2 separate regions of the Homo sapiens genome follow, and region 2 is linked to region 1. A link is an interaction called in ENCODE POLR2A ChIA-PET data of the cell type or tissue named here. Cell type or tissue: PC-9. All regions are shown on one strand. Region 1 overlaps VPS53 (VPS53 subunit of GARP complex). Region 2 overlaps VPS53 (VPS53 subunit of GARP complex).

Region 1 (5,000 bases):
GGGCTGGGATACAAAAGTACAGGATAAGCCTAGTATATTTTATTGTGCCAGAGAGGAAGGAGGTGCTCAAAAAATGATAGTGGCATGTAAAAAGGATGAAGAGCCAGCTTTAAGAGGCTCCCACTGGCCAAGTCAGGGACAATTTGAGTACTAAAATAACAACGACAAATCCTGGAAGGAAAAACAGACACTAATGGAAAAACTGGTGAAGTTCAAACACGGTGTGCAGGTTATTAAATAGTAATGTACCAATGTTAACTTGCCAGTTTTGACAACTCTGCTGTGGTTATATAAGATGTCAACATCAGGGGAAGTTGGGTGAAGGGGAACATAAGAAATCTGTACTATTTGTGAAATTTTCCTATAGGTATACATTTATTCCAAAATACAGTAAAAATAAAAGAGATAGTGATGCCTACAACCTACTGAATAAAATATAAAAATCCATGAGTCCATGCTGACATAGACATAAGGGGGAGAAGTGACAGCTTTTCTTAAAGTAGAATGCCAACTGATAAACGCAGAAGAAATGATGTAGCTAGAAAAATCACCATTTGACTGGGCGCGGCAGCTCATGCCTGTAATCTCAACATCTAGGGAGGCCGAGGTGGGCAGATCACTTGAGGTCAGGAGTTCCAAACCAGCCTGGCCAACATGGTGAAACCCCGTCTCTACTAAAAATACAAAAAAATTAGCTGGGCATGGTGGCGAGCATCTATAATCCCAGCTACTTGGGAGGCTGAGGCAGGAGAATCACTTGAACCCAGGAGCCGAGATTATGTCACTGCACTCCAGCCTGGGCGACAGAGCAAGACTCTGCCTCAAAAAAAAAAAAAAGAAGAAAAATCATCATTGTCAATCATCTTAGTAATAAATTACATGATAAGTGAAAGATGAGGAAAAGGATATTGATAAAGTTTCAAGGTTTCTCCCAACACTTATTAATAAATAGAGATACCCAGTAGAGACAACATCTACACCAAGTAATAAAAACGAACATCATAGGCTGGCCGTGGTAGCTCACGCCTGTAATCTCAGCACTTTGGGAGGCCAAGGCGGGTGGATCACCTGAAGTCAGGAGTTCAAGACCATCCTGACCAACATGGCAAAACCCTGTCTCTACTAAAAAAAAGACAAAAATTAGCTGGGTGCAGTGGCGGGTACCTGTAATCCCAGCTACTCAGGAGGCTGAGGCAGGAGAATTGCTTGAGCCCAGGAGGTGGAGGTTGCAGTGAGTGGAGATCGCACCACTGCACTCCAGCCTGGGGAATAGAGTGAAACGACTCTGTCTCAAAAAAAAAAAAAAAAAAAAAAAGAACATCACATCACAAGTTTTGGGATAAACTGGCATTCTGTGCCTCCTGATATGAATTCCTAGGAACACAGGACCACTTCTGCATAAATCATAAATAATGAGGAAACATCAGACAAACCCAAACTGAGGGAAATTCCAGAAAGTAATTGGCCAATCCTCTTCAAAAATGTCAAGGTCATGAAAGACAAAGAAAGACTCAATTAGTCTTCTGGGTTGAAGGAGACCAAAGAGACATGACAACTAAATGCAACCTGTGATCCTAGAGCTATTTAAACAAACAAACAACCTGCGATCTGAGAGCTATTCAAACAAATAAACTAACAACCTGTGATCCTAGGGCTATTCAAACAGGCCAACAAACAAGCAGATTGGGACAACTGCTGAAATGTGAGGAGGAGAGCATGGATGAAGCAGTAATACTGTATCACTGTGAATTCCCTGATGTTGATAGCTGTACTGTGGTTATGTGAGGGGTCTGGGATTAAGCAGTAATGTTGTATCAACGTTAATTTCCTGATGTGGACAGTTGTACTGTGGTTATGTAGAAACCTTGTTTCTAAGAAATATATATTGAAGTATTAAGGAGTAGTGGCGAATCTTGTCTGCAACTTGAGAATTCAAAGGTTCAGGAAAAAAGTACAGGTTGGGCACAGTGGTTCACGTCTGTAATCTCAACACTTTGGGAGGCCAGCAGATCACTTGAGCCCAGGAGTTTGAGACCAGCCCGAGCAACATGGTGAGACCCTGTCTCTACAAAAAAACAAAAATTAGACTGATGTGATGGCCTGTGCCTGTAGTCTCAGTTACTCTAGAGGCTGAAGTAGGAGGAGGGGAAGGGAGAGGAAGGGAGGGGAGGGGTGGGGAGGGGAGGGAGAAGAGAAAGGGAAAGAGAGAAAAAGAAAAAGAAGGAAGAGAAAAAAGAAAAGGAAAATGCATGCAGTGTCTGTGCATTACGTGTGTGGGGGAGATAACTATTAATGAGGAATCTGGATGAAGGCTATACAAGGGCTCTTTGTATAATTCTTATAATTCTTCTGTAAGCTTGAAATTAATTCAAAATAAACAACAATGGGCTCTCCCTCTCCCTCTCCTTCTCCCTCTCCCTCTCCCTACAGTCTCCCTCTCCCTCTCCCTACGGTCTCCCTCTCCCCACGGTCTCCCTCTCCCTCTCTTTCCACGGTCTCCCTCTGATGCCGAGCCGAAGCTGGACTGTGCTGCTGCCATCTTGGCTCACTGCAACCTCCCTGCCTGATTCTCCTGCCTCAGCCTGCCGAGTGCCTGCGATTGCAGGCGCGCGCTGCCATGCCTGACTGGTTTTCGTATTTTTTTGGTGGAGACGGGGTTTCGCTGTGTTGGCCGGGCTGGTCTCCAGCTCCTAACCGCGAGTGATCCGCCAGCCTCGGCCTCCCGAGGTGCCGGGATTGCAGACGGTGTCTGGTTCACTCAGTGCTCAATGGTGCCCAGGCTGGAGTGCAGGGGCGTGATCTCGGCTCGCTACAACCTCCACCTCCCAGCCGCCTGCCTTGGCCTCCCAAAGTGCCCAGAGTGCAGCCTCTGCCCGGCCGCCACCCCGTCTAGGAAGTGAGGAGCGTCTCTGCCTGGCCGCCCATCGTCTGGGATGTGAGGAGCCCCTCTGCCTGGCTGCCCAGTCCGGAAAGTGAGGAGCGTCTCTGCCCGGCCCCCATCCCATCTAGGAAGTGAGGAGCGCCTCTTCCCGGCCGCCATCCCATCTAGGAAGTGAGGAGCGTCTCTGCCCGGCCGCCCATCGTCTGAGATGTGGGGAGCGCCTTTGCCCCGCCGCCCCGTCTGGGATGTGAGGAGCGCCTCTGCCCGGCCGCGACCCCGTCTGGGAGGTGAGGAGCGTCTCTGCCCAGCCGCCCCATCTGAGAAGGGAGGAGACCCTCTGCCCGGCAACCGCCCCGTCTGAGAAGTGAGGAGCCCCTCCGCCCGGCAGCCGCCCCGTCTGAGAAGTGAGGAGCGTCTCCGCCGGGCAGCCACCCCGTCCGGGAGGGAGGTGGGGGGGTCAGCCCCCCGCCCGGCCAGCCGCCCCATCCGGGAGGTGAGGGGCGCCTCTGCCCGGCCGCCCCTACTGGGAAGTGAGGAGCCCCTCTGCCCAGCGCGTCTGGGACGTGTGCCCAAGAGCTTATTGAGAACGGGCCATGATGACAATGGCGGTTTTGTGGAATAGAAAGGCGGGAAAGGTGGGGAAAAGATTGAGAAATCGGATGGTTGCCGTGTCTGTGTGGAAAGAAGTAGACATGGGAAACTTTTCATTTTGTTCTGTACCAAGAAAAATTCTTCTGCCTTGGGATCCTGTTGATCTGTGACCTTACCCCCAACCCTGTGCTCTCTGAAGCATGTGCTGTGACCACTCAGGGTTAAATGGATTAAGGGCAGTGCAAGATGTGCTTTGTTAAACAGATGCTTGAAGGCAGCATGCTCGTTAAGAGTCATCACCACTCCCTAATCTCAAGTACCCAGGGACACAAACACTGCGGAAGGCCTCAGGGTCCTCTGCCTAGGAAAACCAGAGACCTTTGTTCACTTGTTTATCTGCTGACCTTCCCTCCACTATTGTCCTATGACCCTGCCAAATCCCCCTCTGTGAGAAACACCCAAGAATGATCAATAAAAATAAAAATAAAAATAAAATAAAATAATCAACAATGGTAATTAGTTTACAGACAGATGCTAGGCTCTAGAAAAGCATGAGTTCTAGTCTAACAAAAGTTATTAGAGGGAACTCAGGAGAATGGGCAGATATGGAGTCACCAGTAACTTCCCTGATGGAGAACGCCATAGAATGGGGTAAAGAAAGTGCCTATGTAGAAATTTCTTTTGCAAGAGTCAGCCAGAGGAAATCACTAAATGCCAAGGGTAGAAGACAGACTAACCTCCTCTTTGAACATAAATAAAAATTGAGAAAGCCATTTAAAGGATGTAAGGACGGCTTAGCCCAACCTGCTAGTGGCCATCCCCACTTCCTGCCTCCTCCCTGAGTACTGGCTCTGCAGTCCTCCTACTGCTACTTGGCTTTTGGCTGGGGCAGATGCTGCCGGAACTTTCCCTTGGCAGGTGGGAGGCTGGGGAGATGAGAAGGTGGACCCCATGCCAGGCTCAAGAGAAATCTGGCCACACTGACAAGGCCACCCACCCACATAGGAGTCCTGAAAAAGATGAGAGGGATGGCAGGGCAGGCACTGTTCCTGAGCACCATTTACTGTGTGCTGAAGGTGAAAATGCCACCTCTTCTCCTCCTCGCCACAAAGTCCATGAGGTCGGCCTTATGATCCTCACAGTGTAGAGGGGCTAGCTAGGAGCATGCTCAAGGTCCCAGCCTAGCAAGCGCGAAGCCTCACATCTAGGTATGTCTGGGATCAGGCCCACGCTCTTTCCACCACACTGTGTTGCGTCTCTGTCATCTGGGAAGTTATGAATGGTCTCATGCTTTCTGAGTTAGAGCTACAGCAAAAGTAGTAATGTGCACAAAACCAGTCCCCACCTGAGTTCCTTCTCCAGCCTCAGGATTCTTTGAAGGGAAGAAGCAGTTCCTAGAACTCCTTGAAATTACACTCAAAATAGTGTGTGCATGATATGGATTTTTTTGACAAGAGCGTCGATGCTTTCCATTGGGTTCTTAAAAAGGATCTATGACTTTAAAATGGTTAATAACGAGTGCGTTGGG
Region 2 (5,000 bases), 120 kb after region 1:
CGGTCAACGTTGGCCACTCTTGAAACTTCCCACTGCCGGCTTTTTCTTCCTCTAACCCGCCCCTCTATTCACCTCTCTTTCACCTACGTTCAAGCCATCCATTTTAATTCTTGGGAAGCTGCAAAAATTTCATAGCATACCACATCATGTACTTGTTGAATTGACTCATCCACAAAGTTTTAAACGTGGGCATTTAATTAAAGCTTTTGACTGATGATTTCAACAGATAAAAATGGGGAGGATTCCGTGCCATATAAACTTTATAAGAGCATCATCGTCTGGTTAGAAGAGGTCACAGACTAGACCAGTTCAAGCTGGCCCACATAGAAGGTGGTCAAAAAACAAAGACTCTGCAAACGTTTAGCAGAATGTTAACCAAGCGGCTGGTATTTCAGAAACTTCAAGAAGCTCAAGAAATGACCTAATTATGCCTTCAATATTTAAATCATTCCTTACCCCCAAATAATTTTTGAGTCAAAAACATTGCTTTTCAAAAGCAACTTTTCTGCTAAAAATGTCATTTAAGACACCATGAATGTGAAGTCAACACTTTCCCCTTATTTACAGATATAGAAGCACACCTAGCCGGGTGCGGTGGCTCACGCCTGTCATCCCAGCACTTTGGGAGGCCGAGGCGGGCGGACCACAAGGTCAGGAGTTTGAGACCAGCCTGACCAACATGGTGAAACCCTGTCTCTACTAAAAATACAAAAATGAGCTGGGCATGGTGGTGCGCACCTGTAATCCCAGCACTTTGGGAGGCCGAGGCGGGCGGACCATGAAGTCAGGAGTTTGAGACCAGCCTGACCAACATGGTGAAATCCCGTCTCTACTAAAAATACAAAAATTAGCCAGGCGTGGTGGTGCATGCCTGTAATCCCAGCTACTCAGGAGGCTGAGGCAGGAGAGTCGCTTGAACCCAGGAGGCAGAAGTTGCAGTAAGCCGAGATCACACCACTGCACTGCAGCCTGGCTGACAGCGAGACTCTGACTCAAAAACAAAACAAAAAACAAAGAAGCAAGAAGCACATCTAGGCTGGGTATAGCCTAGCAGCCATCTCGGCTATTACATACAGCTCCAAATCACAAGAGGAGTGATGCTGGCATACTGTCATAATTGTGCTATTTTATTTTCAGTTATTGTGGTGAATCTCTTACTGTGCCTAATTTGCATGCTAAAATTTATCACAGGTATGTATACATAGGAAAAAATATGGCATATATAGGGTTTGCTACTCTCTGGGTTTCAGGCATCCACTGGGGGTCTTGGAATGTATCCCCCACAGGTAAGTGGGGACGACTTGTAATAATAAGTGTCTCATGCCTATAATCTCAGCATTTTGGGAGCCCAAGGCAGGAGGATCACTTCAGGCCAGGAGTTCAAGACCAGCCCGGGCAACACAGCAAGAACCCATCTCTACCAAAAATAAAAAATTAAAAATTAAAAATAGCTGTGTGTGGTGGCACATGCCTGTAGTCCTAGCTACTTCGGAGGCTAAGGTGGGAGGATCACTTGGCCCCAGGAGTTCAAGGTTACCGTGAAAAATGATTGCACTCCAGCCTGAGCAACAAGGCAGGACCCTGTCCCTAACATGATAATAATAAATACAAATTTAAAAGCGGCACATCGGTTCTGGTTAAACACAATCAAGATTAAATTTATAAAACGAAAACCTCCTTTTGTCCATATGCCACTCCCTTCTGAGTGTTCTTCAGAAGCTTAGGAAGCGAGTGCTGAAAGCAAACTTCTCTTCTCTTCCAGGGAAGAGGGGAACGTGGGGCCTCTTGACCTACAAAACTCAGTATTTTGGAACATCCGTAATTCCACCAAGTCTGTTGCAGTCAAATAGACTCCTTTTAGCAAACCAGCCAGCCAGGGCTGGAGAGCAAGGCTTTCATACCTAGGAGTTGACAAGGACAGGACCCAAGAGCTCCTTGGAAAAAAAAAAGCTTGTACTTCAGTTTGCATTACAAAGTGCTGGAAAAGACAGATGGGGCCATGACAGGAAAAGCAGTTATTTCTTCTGGGCTTCCTTTCTGTCTGGATTCTAAGGAGACGAATACAAAGTTCCATCACAGATTGAAATGCTATCTAAACATTCTTGAAAATGTGGTCTTGCTCTGTGAAATACGACCTGCTCTGCTGCGGCAACCTGTAACCTATTAATACGGGATGGGGGAGAACGCCGACATTCCTGCAGACTGTCGAATTCTGGGTCTGACTCTGTAATACCGCTAGTTTGCAAGAGTCCAGAACCACAGGTTGAAACGTAAATAACTGAAAGATACACATCTATTATGCACAGCATGACCCAACAAAAAATGCCGATGAATCACTCACTATTTTCACATTCTTGAAATTTTAAACATCTATGACTCCTGCACTGTAAGACTTCTAGTGAGCCATTCCAAATGTAGGCTGAATCACACTGAACAAGCAGTGTTACTATTCCCAGTAGCAGCAAGTTGGGACTCTTAATGCACAAAGCAAGTTCTAAATCACTTTTAAGGAACACCCACTTGCTGATCAAAATGATGTTTTTATGATAAAATGTTTTTGTTTATTTATAATTAATAAACAATCTTAGACAGACAAAATATTCAATACAGTTGCATAAAATGTTGTGGGGGTTTTGCTGTTGCTTTTGGGGATGGGGTCTCGCTCTGTCATCCGGGCTGGAGCGCGGCGGCACCATTACAGCTCACTGAAGCTTGTACTACCACACCCAGCTAATTATTTTACCTTTTCGTAGAGACGTGTATTGCTATGTTGCCGAGGCTGGTCTCAAACTCCTGGCCTCAAGTCATCCTCCCACCTAGGCATCCCAAAGTGTTGAGATTACAGGCATGAGCCATTGTGCCTGGCTCAGTTGAATAAAATGTTATTGCATGTGGCCTATGTGTAGTGAAATAGAAAGATGACAAAGATACAGTTCTTACCTTCCAGGAGCTTACAAACATCAAAGGGATGAGACTTGTTCTCTGGTAAGTCAAGGGAGACCCCAAAAGCCAAATGAAAAGTACAAGAATGGGGCTGTGGGATTTATGGAGAAAGGACATCGAGGGACACTGGAATCCATTTTCTCCTCTGTAAAATGAGGGGAGGGGCCCAGATGAGTTTCAAATCCTTTCCAGTTCAAAATTCTGATTCCTTGGTGTATTCAGATAAGGTCCATGGAAAACATCGTCAAGAAACTAGTATCTGAGCTGGTCCTTGGATGGGTAAGATTGGGAAATGCGGCGGCTTAAAGAAATAGGAGGAAAAGCATTTCAAGCACAAAAGAGTCTGTAAGCACAGGTCCAGAAAGCACAGGCATGCTCGTAGAGCACAAAGTCTTCAGTGTAGACAGAACACAAGAGGAGGCAAAACTGGAATTGGAGACCAGAATTTTGAATGCCAAGCAAAGGAATTTGGATTTCTTTTTTTTTTTAAACAGGGTCTCACTCTGTTTCCCAGGCTGGAGTGCAGTGGCGCGATGATGGCTTACTGCAGCCTCGAACTTCCTGGCTCAGCTGATCTTCCTGTCTCGGCCTCCTCAGTAGCTGGGACTACAGGCACAGGCCACCACCATGCCCAGCTAATTTTGTACTTTTTGAAGATGCAGGGTTTTGTCATGTTGCCCAGGCTGGCCTTGAACTCCTAGGCTCAAGTGATCTCCCCGCCTCGGCCTCCCAAAGTGTTGGGATTGCAGGTGTGGGCCACCATGCCTGGCCTTGGATTTCATTTAGTGGCCAGAGCTGATACGGTGTCTGAAGAGGTAGACAATACGATCAAACACAGATTAGGACAGCTAAGCAGCAGAATGCAGCTGGAGTGCTTGAGGCTGCCCTGTCCCTCTGTAGGACCCCTCTGAAGGTCCCATTTACATGGGCCTCATCTGCCAAAGAAGCCATGCTTCATGAAATATACCTCAACAGACAAAACGAGGTAACGAGGGCTAAAAAAAATACAGGAGTCCAGAAAACCAGAACAGTTTTAGGAACCTAATGTGTCTACACACAAATTCTGATGATGACAAGAAGGCCAGCTACTCACAAACAGGCCAAAGGAAACTGGCTATCAAATGGAAAGTGACTATAAAGTGGAAAAATGGAAAAAGAAAGTGATATAAAGTAGTAAAAATAGACAGATGGGAAAACTACAGATGTAAAAGAAAGAGACTCCTAATATCTGTAAGCAACTGGCAGAAGGAAACAGAAATATCAGAGATCTGGAAATTTCAGCGTAGGATTATATGCTCCTCCCACTCCAAATCTGGGCAGCAGGATGAACATTTTTAGAAATTAGCTGTCCTAAAAAATGTCAAAGAGGAGAAATCACAGCATTGAAGCAATTGCAAAGAAGCAGTCCTGACCTGAGTTAGTGCTGATAAGGGAGGACAGGACATGGCAAGAGAGGACGGCTAGAAAGGCAAGCTCAGCATTTCTACTACAACAGCCATTCTGAAATACGATGCCTCAACAGAAGAACAGAATCAAATAAAAAGGGAAATGGTTCACAGATAACATCTGGCCCCTCAATTATTAAAGAGTATCTCCTCCCTACACACTTTTCCCTTCATTGCCTCCAACAGCCTCCTTAACTAGATCCAGTAAGACTTACTTCATTCCCTCCAATGGCCTCCTTAACTAGATCCAATAAGACTTATAAAACTTTTTTTTTTTTTTTTTTTTGAGACAGTCTCACCCCTGTCGTCCATGCTGGAGTGCAGCGGTGCAATCTCGCCTCACTGCAACCTCTGGCTCCTGGGTTCAAGTGACTCTCATGCCTCAGCCTCCTGAGTAGCTGGGATTACAGGCGTGAGCCGCTGTGCCCGCTGTGCCCGGCCAACTTGTAAAATTTTTTAATGAATCTTGAGTCACCTGCCTGCTGGCAAAGCGAGGTACGAGGAAATGGTAACTATGTCAGGTTACTATCTTTTACAGCCACAAAATATCAAAACCCCAACAACTCAGCTGACGAATGCAGCAACCTCATTTAGCCACAGCCCACAAAATAA

The links. Peaks named below come from ENCODE experiments on the same cell type or tissue, not always from the same donor. Only the 100,000 strongest peaks of a DNase experiment are listed, where the experiment ranks them.
Region 2: POLR2A ChIA-PET joins it to region 1 with 24 read pairs; 6 of 35 experiments call an interaction of 5 or more read pairs at or near these places.

The regions. Positions count from the first base shown.
Region 1 is chr17:569,081-574,080 of GRCh38, forward strand. All of the region lies in intron 13 of VPS53 (VPS53 subunit of GARP complex), which reads right to left. Among named protein-coding and RNA genes, the nearest start is that of VPS53-AS1, 49 kb to the left of the region's middle. RefSeq lists an enhancer at 3,149-4,033. In PC-9, no CTCF peak of the experiment used is centred here; no DNase peak of the experiment used is centred here.
Region 2 is chr17:692,138-697,137 of GRCh38, forward strand. All of the region lies in intron 4 of VPS53 (VPS53 subunit of GARP complex), which reads right to left. Among named protein-coding and RNA genes, the nearest start is that of VPS53, 20 kb to the right of the region's middle. In PC-9, no CTCF peak of the experiment used is centred here; a DNase peak (open chromatin) is centred at 2,304; H3K4me3 peaks cover 804 bases; H3K27ac peaks cover 3,828 bases.